2 separate regions of the Homo sapiens genome follow, and region 1 is linked to region 2. A link is an interaction called in ENCODE POLR2A ChIA-PET data of the cell type or tissue named here. Cell type or tissue: PC-9. All regions are shown on one strand. Each heading gives the region's core, and the rest is flanking DNA. Links, peaks and the distances in the headings are about the cores only. Region 1 has its middle 58 kb from the start of LINC00963. Region 2 has its middle 11 kb from the start of IER5L.

Region 1 (6,263 bases), core at 415-5,414, 380 kb after region 2:
AGTTTTAAGAATCATAAATGAAATAGAGAATTTACAGGAAAGCATAAATGATCAAAGTTTATTCAAAAACAAGAGAAACCCTGTCGGGTGCGGTGGCTCACGCCTGTAATCCCAACACTTTGGGAGGCCGAGGCGGGTGGATCACGAGGTCAGGAGATCAAGACCATCCTGGCTAGCACAGTGAAAGCCCATCTCTACTAAAAATACAAACAAAAAATTAGCCGGGCGTGGTGGCGGGCGCCTGTAGTCCCAGCTACTCGGGAGGCTGAGGCAGGAGAATGGCGTGAACCCGGGAGGCGGAGCTTGCAGTGAGCTGAGATCGCACCACTGCACTCCAGCCTGGGCGACAAAGTGAGACTCAGCCTCAAAACACACACACACACACACACACACACACAAAAACAAGAGAAACCCTAAATAAATCAATGGCCATTAAAGAAAAGAAATCAGCATTTTAAAAAATCACGCTTTGGCCGGGCGCGATGGCTCATGCCTGTAATCCCAGCACTTTGGGAGGCCAAGGTGGGCAGATCACAAGGTCAGGAGTTCAAGACCAGCCTGACCAACAGGATGAAACACTGTCTCTACTAAAAATACAAAAATTAGCCAGGCGTGGTGGTGCGCACCTGTAATCCCAGCTACTCAGGAGGCTGAGGCAGGAGAATCGCTTGAACCCGGGAGGCAGAGATTGCAGTGAGCTGAGATGGTACCACTGCACTCCAGCCTGGGCAACAGAGCAAGACTCCATCTCAAAAAAAAAACAAAAAAACCAAAAAAAAATGAGCCAGGTGTGGTGGCACGCACCTGTAATCCCAGCTACTCGGGAGGCTGAGGCAGGAGAATTGCTTGAACCTGGGAGGCAGAGGTTGCAGTGAGCCGAGATCATGCCACTGCACTCCAGCCTGAGCAACAGAGACACCGTCTCAAAAATAAATAAATAAAACTTAAAAAAATAAAAAATCACCCCTCCTACTCTCCACCTCCCCAGAGAAACCCCATATGCGGTGGACAGAAATGAGACCGAGATGTTTCTCAGAGGCAGAAGGAAGACAGGAACAGCTAGGGGTCTGGAAGTATTTGAGTCTCATGATCTCATCCTTACTCAGGGCTGCTCCATTCCTGTCCTTATCCCTGTTTTGTTTCACGTGGACTCCTAAGTTCTCCTTTTCCTTAGGCACATTCGGCTTGGTGTCTGTCATCGTATGTAACCTGAATACAAGCAGGGTACTAAATGTCCCAGTCATTTTCAAAAAATGATGGAGTGGCACAGTGTCTCACATGGTCCCAGGGTTCCCCTTTACACAAATACCTTCAAAATTCCACATTGGTGGCCACTGCTAAAAACAAGCTTTCCTTCTCTGTCTGCTTCTGAAACACCTCCCTAGCAGCTGATCCTACGTGCTTCCTTCCTTTGTGCCACATCAGCCCAGTCTTGGGTGGGGGGCTTCTGGTCCCACCTGCTGTTCTGCTCTTGGAGGGCCAGAGAATCCTAGATCTCCATGCCAGCCACGCAGCCCCCATCCTCCCCAGTCCCCTGGGGAAATCTTGGTGAGGAATTTCAGGTAACTCAAGTTTGCCTCCCTGTTGTACTGGAACCCATTCTCTACTTCTCAGAGCTCTTAAGCGGATTCAGTGCAAGGTGTTCAGCCCCGGTCTGACACAGGGCTGGGCCTTAAGAGTTCAGTATATGACGTATCTCCTTCATCCTCCACCCCAATGCCAACACAGAGCCTGGCCAAGCAGCACTTCCTCTAGAGGGAAATTTCCTCTAGTAGAAGGCAGAGAACGGGAGGAGCTCTAGACCACTGGGTAAGAGACTTCGGGGGCTACCGAATGACAGAGTTAAAAGGGACTTCAGGGCTGGGCATGGTGGCTCACGCCTGTAATCCCAGCACTTTGGGAGGCTGAGGCGGGTGGCTCACTTGAGGTCAGGAGTTCAAGACCAGCCTGACCAATATGGTGAAACCCCGTCTCTACTAAAAATACAAAATTTAGCTGGGTGTGGTGGTGTGTGCCCGTAGTTCCAGCTATTCGGGAGACTGAGGCAGGAGAATCGCTTGAACCTGGGAGGCAGAGGTTGCAGTGAGCCGAGATTGTGCCACTGCACTCCAGCCTGGGTGAGAGAGCGAGACTCCATCTCAAAAAAAAAAAAAAGGAAAGGGAAGGACTTCAGGCGTGAGCAACCAGGTTATTGCTCAACCTTGAATTTTTCTTCTGGAAGACTCTGGCATACACAGTCCCTTGTAGTAAGCTCCCAGCATGGAAGAAGGCACCAAGACAGAGACTGGGTAAGAACTGAGGGTCCATTGAAAGTCCTTAGAATCAATGCCCTTGAGCGGACAGACTCCCCAGCAGCCCTGCAGGCATTGTCAGAGGATAACCCGATGTTCTAACCCCTCCTGTCAGGCCACCATCATTCAAGCACAACTACACATGTGGAGGCCCAGCCGGGAAACCAGTAGCTGGTCAAACGCGTTGCAATAAATATATTTTCAGCCAATGATAACTATTTAATTGGGTCCTAATTAATGAATGTTCACAGAGCATTTGTGATGCTTCAGAGAACGGTCCCCTGAAAGACACAAGTGCTATGAGTCTATTAGCAGTGGCATTTTAAGGCACTCAAAATTGTAGGTGTGCTAGATCCCAGAAGATTACATTCACTGAAAGTGAACATTAAAATTAGTGCCCTTGTGTGACCCCACCTTTCTCCACTCCTTCTTTCCTCCTTCCTGCTTCCAGAAACATCACGGGTCTGACAGAGCCATGTGGTGGGAATAAGGCTCTTGTAGACTCACAACATTTGACTCTCAGGCTGAGAACTAGACCTTCTCACCTGGGACTCCACGGGGGCAGGTGTGGGTCTCCTTCATTCATGGCTGCACCCCAGCCCCTAGTGTAGGGCTGGCCTGGCACCAATAAGGGGCCTCATCTCTCAGAAGGATGAATACATGAAATGTTAGCCTCAACTTATCAGAGCGCTGGGCTCCCAGCCTCTCCATAGCAGGATCACAGACTGCTGGGCTCCTAGCACCCTAGACTGAAGGATGTGGAGGGCAGCACCCCTATTCTGCAGATGCAAAACCAAGAAACTTCAGGGCTTCCGCCTCACACTTCTGGTTGTTGGAGCAGGAGAGGAATGGAGAGAAGGAAGGAAAGGGGGCGAAGGAAAAGTCTTCTCTCCTGGTTATCAAGGGACACCCCATGAGCTGGGACAGCAACAGAAGCTCCCTCTCCCCAGAGGGCCCCAGGACCCCTCCACTTTCCCTGCTCTGCCCTCATTCTCCCCTCCACAGGGCCAGGAAAGGCAAGGTAGCTCTGGGAGCTGAGAAGATCCTGAAGGAAGAGTGTGGGCTGTGACCTGCCCCCATGGGCTGCACTCTCCCTCTCCCACGCTGGGGAATTCCACCAGGGCTCAGGGAGTTCTTTCATCCGCCCCTGGGTGAATCTTGGACTCTTTTTTTGAGATAGAGTTTCATTCTTGCTGCCATTACAATGGCACAATCTTGGCTCACTGCAACCTCTACCTCCCGGGTTCAAGCGATTCTCCTGCCTCAGCCTCCCAAGCAGCTGAGACTACAGGTGCACACCACTGCGCCTGGTTAATATTTTTGTGTGTATTTTTAGTAGAGATGGGGTTTCATCACGTTGGCCAGGCTGGTCTCGAACTCCTCGAACTCCTAACCTCAGGTGATCCGCCTGCCTCGGCCTCCCAAAGTGCTGGGATTACAGGTGTGAGCTACCGCGCCCGGCCAAAACTTGGACTCTTTTATTGAGCTGTTCTCCCTAATCCACCTTCCATTTCCACTCAATGGGACTCACTAGTTAGCGGGCTATGGATCCACTGGGGAGGGTTGTGTGGCCCAAGATGATGGAGAAAGAGCTCCAGTCGGTCCCGGGAGGCCTGGCCTTTTTTGGACCAGTTTCCCTGACTGGAAAATAAGCTTTGATTAGAAGAGCTCTGAGCCCCCTTGCAGCTCCAATCTGCTCAGATTTTATTTTTTTATGGACTCCATTCTTGAGCAGTGCAGCCTTGGGCAAGTCACCAAAGCGAAATCCTGGTAGCTCATCTGTAAAATGGGCACATTACTGGAGGAAGCCTGGCAGCAGGGGGGTGGGGGAGCTTCTCACCACTGCCCACTCCTTGCTGCACGTCTCTTGGGTCCACCTTGGAGGGGGTTCGCAGCTCACAGTTAAGAGCTCAGACCTGGGTGTCTGGCAAGGCTGGCTTTGAGTTCCAGCTTCACCGGTGACTGACTGCGTGTCAGCAGCTCAGGCCCTGCCTTTCAGTCTCCTCATCCATAGAAAGGAATGTAATGAGTACCAACTCCCTAGGATTGCTGGGAGACAATACCTTTAAGCTCATGGCATGTCCTAAGTGCCAACTCAGTGCCAACTGTCACTTTGTGATTGGCTGAAGTTTCCAGGGCTCACGGCCTGGAGAGGGCCACTGGCTCAGGGACAGAGCCAGAACCAGATCTTGAGGTCCCAAGGAGTGATGTACATGCAGCAGTGAGCACAGGCTGTTCCTGGCTGCCCTGTCCCCTCCCCACTTGCTACAAACCTTTCTCTGAGAAGCCCAGGATCTCACGGAGGCTCTAAGATCTGCAAGGGCCCGACCCATCTCTGGAAGAACCCTATGTGACAGGCCTCCTTCCCTCGTCTGCCCCTTCCCAGGCTCTGCAAGGCCAACTCTCCCAGAAGGCAGCAGCACGTCCTGCCTGCTGCTTTGCTGGGCTCAGAGGAAACCCTGTCCCAGCCCGCCGGAAGGTGGTGACTTCCCGGGCTGCTGTGTCCAGAGGCAAGCGGCCAGGCTCCACCAGGACCCGTGAAACAAGAACTGGAGCCTTGACCCTGGTTGGTCTGAGTGTGTGTGTGTCCTTGTGGAAGTCATGCTTTGGACCTTTGCCTTTGGCTCCCTGTTTGTTCCTGGAGTGCCATGATACACCCACCAGCCCTGGCCCAAATCCCCCTGCCTCCTGGACACTTAGCTCAGGCGTCTCAGCTGAGGCTCCCTCTCTATTTATGCACTGGGCTCCAGTATTTGCAGGCTTCTTTTAGAGCCTTAATAGTAAACTTTCCCAACTGGGGCTCACACCCATGGTTGTGCTTGAATGATAGTGGTCTGACATGAGGGGGTTAGAAAACTCGGTTATTCTCTGATGATGCCTGCAGGGCTGCTGGGGAGTCTGTCTGCTCAAAGGCATCGATTCTAAGGACTCCAAATGGACCCTCGGTTCTTGTCCAGTCTCTGTCCTCGTACTTCCTTCCATGCTGGAAGCTTACTAAAAGGGACCGTGTATGCCAAGAGCTACTGGTGTTATCTCCTTAAACCCTCCCAACCTAGCCCCATGAGGTGGCGCCGACTGACAATTCTATTCCCATTTGACAGCTGGGCCAGCTGAGGTTCCAAGTATAATTTGCCCAAGGACACACCCAGCCAGGAAGTGGAAGGGCGGAATTTAAACCCAAAGCTACTGACTGGACTCCAGAGTTCAGCTTTTACCCTCCTCCCTGGGCAGCCTCCACTCTGCCTGCCAGGGCCTGAGTTCTCAGAGGGCAGGGGCTGTTTCCGGCTCAGCCCAGGTGCCGTCCAGGGCCCAGTGCAAGGCCCAGGACCTGGCTGGTATCTAGGTGGCACCGAATGCATTCAGTCTACTGACAGAAGCAATACAATGTGTGTGCGTGACAGAGAGGCTGTCAGACACACAGGAACAGAGGGAGAGGAGAGAGAGAAAGAGAAAGAAAAATAGGAGGAGGCTCACGGGGTAGGCCGGTGTCTGGTCCAGAGCCCCTCAACCCACAGCCCAACCAGAGAGGAGGACCCCCGGTGCTGGAGAGTGGGACACCCGAGCCTACCCGCGGTGCTGGGCCCTACTCAAGGCTGTAAACCAGAATGTAGAGGTGGTAATAGGGAGCCGCAGATGGTCCGGGAGCAGGGGAGTGACGCAGTGCGGTGCCCACACCACCTGATTGGGTGCAGAAGACACCAGCCCAATCCCACGAGAGCTGGGCGGACCCGGCGGACCGCGAGGGAAGGAGGGGGTGGGCGCAAGTGGCAGCCCTCCTGCCCGTGTCAGAGCCCACGCGACCGCTCCAGGCGGGCTCGTTCTCGGGGGAGAGGGGACGGCCAGCGGGAGCGGCCGGACTCTGGGATTTGGGGAGGCCGTGGGGGAACGGTTCACTGGCCTTCTGGGGCGGAAAGCGGGCGAGGCGACCCCCAAGAGAGCCCCGGCCGGGACGCGCGGACCCCAGAAGCTCGG
Region 2 (6,263 bases), core at 864-5,863:
GATTAACCTTCCAACCAACCACTGGGCTGATGTCCTGAGTCCTGGTACCTCCCCTTCCCACAGGCCCCCACCTCAACCTACAGCAGAGGAGTGGTCTCTAAGGACCTCAGTACCCAGATCGGGGTAGGTGAAAGGTTCACCCCACGTCTAGACACGGTCTCTGGTTGGCTGCCAGTCAGGCTGTGGTGCTGCTAATGCACAGCAGTGGCGGCTGTCACCGTGCCCTGCAAGGTGCTGCTCACGGATGCCTGAACTCAACCCTCTCTACGCCTGTGCCCAGGTCCCTGCCGAGGATGGGAGGGAGAGGCCAGGCAGAGCCAGGGCACCAGAGTGCCAGGGGGCAGGGTAGCAGGGGGACCAAGAACCTGTCTCAGGGAGGTGGGGAGGTGGCAGGAGACAGGACTGCACCTGAGTCGAAGCTTCAAACACGCTCCACTGTCTCAGACTTCACTCAACACAAACTCAACGATAAAATGATGTTGAATTTCAAGACAGCAGAGCATTAGACTCCAAGCATGGGCTCATTTGAACATGGGGCCCTGTGTGACTGCACGATCCCTGGCCAGTGGCCTTCTTGTTCTGGCCGCAGAGAAAACCTAAGAAGAGGCCAAGGAGAGGTAACGAATAAGCCCTGATGACATCATGTGAGCCTCTGGATCCAGCTACGCCTGAGCCGAAACACCCATGGACTTCCCTGTTTCTGTGCCAGGAAATAAATCCGCTCTTTGCTTCAGCCAGCTTTAGCTGAGTTTCTGAGGCCTGAACAATATGGGACCCTGAGAGGAGAGGATCCAAGGCCCAGGAATCTCGACACCCGAATCCCTTTCTTGGCTTAAAGAATCTTGGAGCTGTCCATCAACTTGGAATGTCTGCAGGTTGCCTAGAGGTCTCACTGCCCCTCCCCACATGGATCTGTCCTGTTCTGGGGCCACGTCCTTTATCTGTCTTAGGCCTGGATTTCTTTTTATGAACAAAGGGAAGCTTTATTCCCCAGTCTTCCCAGTTCTCCCCAGGCTGTTTGATGTGGGTGTTAAAGGAGACACTGGACTTCCACACTGGGGGTGTGTGTGTGTGTGTGTGTGTGTGTGTACTGGATTTCCACTCTGTGGTGTGTGTGTGTGTGTGTGTATGTGTGTGTGTGTGTGTAGTGGCCTGGAGGGTGCCAGGGAGCTGGGAGGACAGCAGGAAGGATGCATGGAATGTTTAAGAAACATCAGGAAGGCCGGGCACGGTGGCTCACACCTGTAATCCCAGCACTTTGGGAGGCCAAGATGGGCGGATTGCCTGAGGTCAGGAGTTCAAGACCAGCCTGGCCAACATGGCGAAACCCTGTCTCTACTAAAAATACAAAAATGAGCTGGGTGTGGTGGCGCAAGCCTGTAATCCCAGCTACTTGGGAGGCTGAGGCAGGAGAATCACTTGAATCTGGGAGGCGGATGTTGTGGTGAGCCAAGATTGTGCCATTGCACTCCAGCCTGGGCAATAGAGTGAGACTCTGTCTCCAAAAAAAGAAAAAGAAACATCAGGAAATAACTGGATTTGGGGGGCAGAAGGGGGAGGAGTCAGAGGCCCAGAGGTAGTGGGGAAGGGTCTGATTGGAGGAGGATAGGCAGAGCAATATCTTACTGTTTCCTCTTTAAGCCACTCCCTAGAATGGAGTCCATTCATTCATTCATTCATTCATCCATCACTTCATTCATTCATTCAATCATCAAGCATCTATCCTGAGTGAATGTTGACTGTCAGGCACAGCCAGGTCCTGAAGATAATCAGACACCTTCCTGGGGACTAATCTTTTAAAAAATATGAGTCCTAATCTATGGAAAGACAAAAAAATCCAACAAAGTTTCTAAGGCACTTCCTCCTGTCTCTTCCCCCAACTCCAGAGTAAAAAGATCTTGATTGGGTCCCGCTGGAAAAGATGCATGTTACTTTTTTTTCTTTTGAGACAGGGTTTTGCTCTGTCTCCCAGGCTGGAGTGCAGAGGCACAATCACAGCTCACTGTAGCCTAGATCTACCAGGCTCAAGTGATCCTCCAACCTCAACCTCCCTAGTAGCTGGGACTATAGGTGTGCACCAACATGCCTGGCTAATTTTTTTTTTTTTTGAGATGGAGTCTTGCACTGTCGCCTGGGTTGGAGTGCAGTGGCATGATCTCAGCTCACTGCAACCTCTGCCTCCCATGTTCAAGCGATTCTCCTGCATCAGCCTCCCAAGTAGCTGGGATTACGGGTGCCTGCCACCATGCCCATCTCATTTTTTGTATTTTTAGTAGACACGGGGTTTCGCTATATTGGCCAGTCTGGTCTCAAACCCCTGACCTTGTGATCCGCCCGCCTCGGCCTCCCAAAGTGTAATTTTTGTATTTTTTGTTGAGACGGAGTTTCACTATGTTGCGCAAGCTGGTCTTAGACTTCTGGACTCAAGGGATCCTCCAGCCTCGGCCTCCCAAAGTGCTGGGATTACAGGTGTGAGCCACTACGCCTGGCCTGTTAAGTCATAATTTTGTTCAACAGGAGAGTCAGTAGGAAAACTGTCATGCATTTTGCAATGAAAAGTTATCTGGGCAGAGCTGACCAGTGCCAATATTGCAGCTCTCATTTACTGGGCACTCACTGTATGTCAGACTCTGAGCTGTAGCAGCCTTACTGCACAGGCAGGTGCCCCCATGCATGTCTTCATTTTGCAGACAAGGGACTGGAGGCTCAGGGAGGTGAAGGAAAGAGCTTATTGTCACCTAGAAAGCAGCAGAGCTGGCCAGGCGTGGTGGCTTACCCCTGTAATCCCAGCAGTTTGGGACGCCGAGGCGGGTGGATCACCTGAGGTCGGGAGTTTGAGACCAGCCTGACCAACATGCAGAAACCCCGTCTCTACTAAAAATACAAAATTAGCCGGGTGTGGTGGCGCATGCCTGTAATCCCAGCTACTCGGGACTCAGGAGGCTCAGGCAGTAGAATTGCTTGAACCTGGGAGGCGGAGGTTTCGGTGAGCTGAGATCCTGGGCAACAAGAGCAAAACTGTGTCTCAAAAAAAAAAAAAAGAAAAAAAAAAGCAGCAGAGCATGGTTTGTCTTGAGCTCTATGTGGCTTTGGAGGCTGAGCTTGGAACTGCCAGCCTGGGCTTTGGACGGGCACCCTGGGTAGGGGTGGTCCTGGGTAGAGATGGCCCTGGGAATCCCTCCGGTGCTTGGCCTTGTGCCTGGTGGTCCACAGTCTCACAGTCACTCATCTGATATTTAACAACTTACAATGAGGAGTGCTCCACAAGGAACCCTCACATAGCTTGGGATGCTCTCCCATGTTCCGTCTTTGCTGAGGGTCCCTTGGATGGGTGTGTTTGTGGGGCATAGTCTCTGGGGGAAGAGGGGCAGATCCTGGATTGGTCTGGAGCCCCAGCTGGCCCCGCACAACTAGGAAAACTGGTTGGGGCGGCTGACTCAGGGTGTGTTTATACTGGCGTACTCCCCGCCCCCTCCCTCCCTCAGGCACCCTCCCCTCCCGTCCCTGACCCGGGAGAGGAAGGAAGTTCCTATAACGTTCATAGTTGCCACTAGTTCTGCGTGTTGTGCATTGGGCACGGAGCAGGAAGACCTTCACAGGTTGTAACTGGTCCCAGCTTCCTTTGAGGAGACTGAGTCTCAGAAAAGTCAGGCTGCTCCCTCGATCCTACAGGGGCAAAGCTGGGATTGGAATCCAGCTCTGACTGATGCCCCGGATGGAACTCTCATCCACTGTGATTAGAATACAATCTGAGCACCTCCTGCTTTTCTTTCTGGCCCCATCTCCTGCCTCTCCCACTTGCCCTCTCTCTCAGCCAGTTCTATGAACATGCTAAATTTATTCATTTTCTTTTTTTTCTCTCTCTCTCCTTTCTTTTCTTCTTCTTTTTTTTTTTTTTTTTTTTTTGCCGGAGTTTCGTTCTTCTTGCCCTGGCTAGAGTGCAATGGTGTGATCTTGGCTCACTGCAACCTCCGCCTCCCGGGTTCAAGCGATTCTCCTCTGTCAGTCCCCCAAGTGGCTGGGATTACAGGTGCACACACCAGCATGCCCAGCCAATTTTTGTATTTTTAGTAGAGACAGGGTTTCGCCATGCTGGCCAGGCTGGTCTCACCCTGACTTCAGGTGATCTGCTCGCCTTGGCCTCCCAAAGTGCTGGGATTAAGGCGTGGGCCACCGCGCCTGGCCTCATGTGTTTAGTCTTCACCTTTTCCGTTCCTTCTGCCTGGAATGCTCCTCCACCGTTGTTTGTCCAGCTGCTATGGTAGAGACTTCTAGCGCTCATCCATGTGTACTCGCCTTTCCTTCCCAGTTACCCAAGAAAACTGCTTTTCCCAGCCCCCTTGCAGTTAGATGAGGGCCTGGGACTCATTCTGGCCAATGTGCTCTGAGTGTGAGTGAGGAGAATCACTTCCAGGCTGAGGCCATGAAGAGCCCTTGCAGGACTCCCCAGCTCTCATTCTGTGCCACGGTGGAGATTCTGGAAGCCTTGTGTTGAGATAGACGCAGGCTGAATTGCTGAGTCACCGTATGGAGGGCAGCAGCCTAGGAGACCTGGCAGTCTGACTCAGACTTTGCATGGTCAAGAAACAAATCCTTTCTACCTGCTGGAGATCTTAAAAGAGAAAGAAATCCTTGTGTTAAATCTTTGAGATGCAGGGATTAATTTGTTACTGCAGCATAGCCTGTCGTATACTAATAGAGCTGATCTGTTCAGGTGTCAGTTGAAATATCACCTTCTCTGATCAAAATATCTAAACTGGTGCCACCCCCACCCCCTCCCCCTCCAACCAGTCCTTTCTTTTTTTTTGAGACTTTTTTTTTTTGAGTCTCGTTCTGTCATCCAGGCTGGGGTGCAATGGTGCTGTGATCTTGGCTCACTCCAGCAGCTGCTTCCTAGGTGCAAGTGATTCTCCTGTCTCACTTTCCGAGTAGCTGGGATTACAGGCACGCGCCTCCACGCTAGGCTAATTTTTGTATGTTTGGTAGAGACGGGGTTTCACCATGTTGGCCAGGCCGGTCTTAAACTCCTGGCCTCAACTGATCAGCTCACCTCGGCCTCCCAAAGTGCTGGGATTACAGGCATGAGCCACGGGCCCTTACCAATTTTTCTAGCACTGTGTTTATTTTCCTGAAACACTTATCTACTTGTTTGTTGCCTTGTGTATTGTCTGCACACCTCCCCCCACCACTAGAATGTAAGCTCTATGAGGGGAGGGCCCTTCGTTTGTCTTGTTCATGGCTGCATCCTTGGTGCCTAGCACAGTGCCTGGCATATATAGGTACTCAATAAATATTTGAATGGGTGAATGTGTGTATATTTATTTTTTGAGACAAGGTCTCACTGTCACTAAGGCTGGAGCGCAGTGGTGCAATCATGGCTCACTGCAGCCTCGACCTCCTGGGCTCAAGCCATCCTTTTGCCTCAGCCTCCCAAGTAGCTGGGACTACAGGCGGGCACCACCATGCCTGGCTAATTTATTTTTTGTAGATGCAGGGTCTCACCATGTTGCCCAGACTGGTCTCGAACTCCTGGGCTCAAGCTAGCCTCCTGCCTCGGCTTCCCAAAGTGCTGGGATTACAGGTGTAAGCCACCGGGCCTTGCCTGAATGCATTTACTGAATGAATGAAACAGGCAGATAACCACACTCACAGGTAGACATGGAATTTGATATTGGTACCTGTGTTTTTCTTTTTTATTGGAGTAAATATATTTACTGATATCCACTTTATATCTAGTTCAGTTACACAATCTGTAAATATAGGTGGCACAGTGGCTCACGCCTGTAATCCCAGCACTTTGGGAGGCCGAGGCTAGTGAGGTCAGGAGTTTGAGACCAGCCTAGCCAACATGGTGAAAACCCCGTCTCTACTAATATAAAAAAATTAACAAGGCGTGGTGGCACACGCCTGTAATCGCAGCTACTCGGGAGGCTGAGGCAGGAGAATTGCTTAAACCTGGGAGGTGGAGGTTGCAGTGAGCCGAGATTGCACCACTGCACTCCAGCCTGGGTGACAAGAACTAAACTCTGTCTCAAAAAAAAAAAAAAAAAAAAAAAAATATATATATATATATATATATATGTGCATTTTTTCTTTTGGATATCACCATGGTCCTTCTACCTGTGTTTTTCTTTTCTTTTTTTTTTTTCTGAGACGGAGTCTCACTCTGTCACCCAGGCTGGAATGCAGTGGCAAGATCTTGGCTCACTGCAACCTCCATCTCCCGGGTTCAAGCGATTATCCTGCCTCAGCCTCCCAAGTGG

What was found. Peaks named below come from ENCODE experiments on the same cell type or tissue, not always from the same donor. Only the 100,000 strongest peaks of a DNase experiment are listed, where the experiment ranks them.
Region 1: POLR2A ChIA-PET joins it to region 2 with 5 read pairs; 10 of 35 experiments call an interaction of 5 or more read pairs at or near these places.

What each region holds. Positions count from the first base shown.
Region 1 is chr9:129,543,875-129,550,137 of GRCh38, forward strand. No RefSeq gene overlaps it. Among named protein-coding and RNA genes, the nearest start is that of LINC00963, 58 kb to the left of the region's middle. RefSeq lists an enhancer at 4,241-4,741. In PC-9, for the core only: no CTCF peak of the experiment used is centred there; no DNase peak of the experiment used is centred there.
Region 2 is chr9:129,163,718-129,169,980 of GRCh38, forward strand. No RefSeq gene overlaps it. Among named protein-coding and RNA genes, the nearest start is that of IER5L, 11 kb to the right of the region's middle. RefSeq lists an enhancer at 3,580-4,569. In PC-9, for the core only: no CTCF peak of the experiment used is centred there; DNase peaks (open chromatin) are centred at 3,464 and 4,524; H3K4me3 peaks cover 1,692 bases; H3K27ac peaks cover 2,769 bases.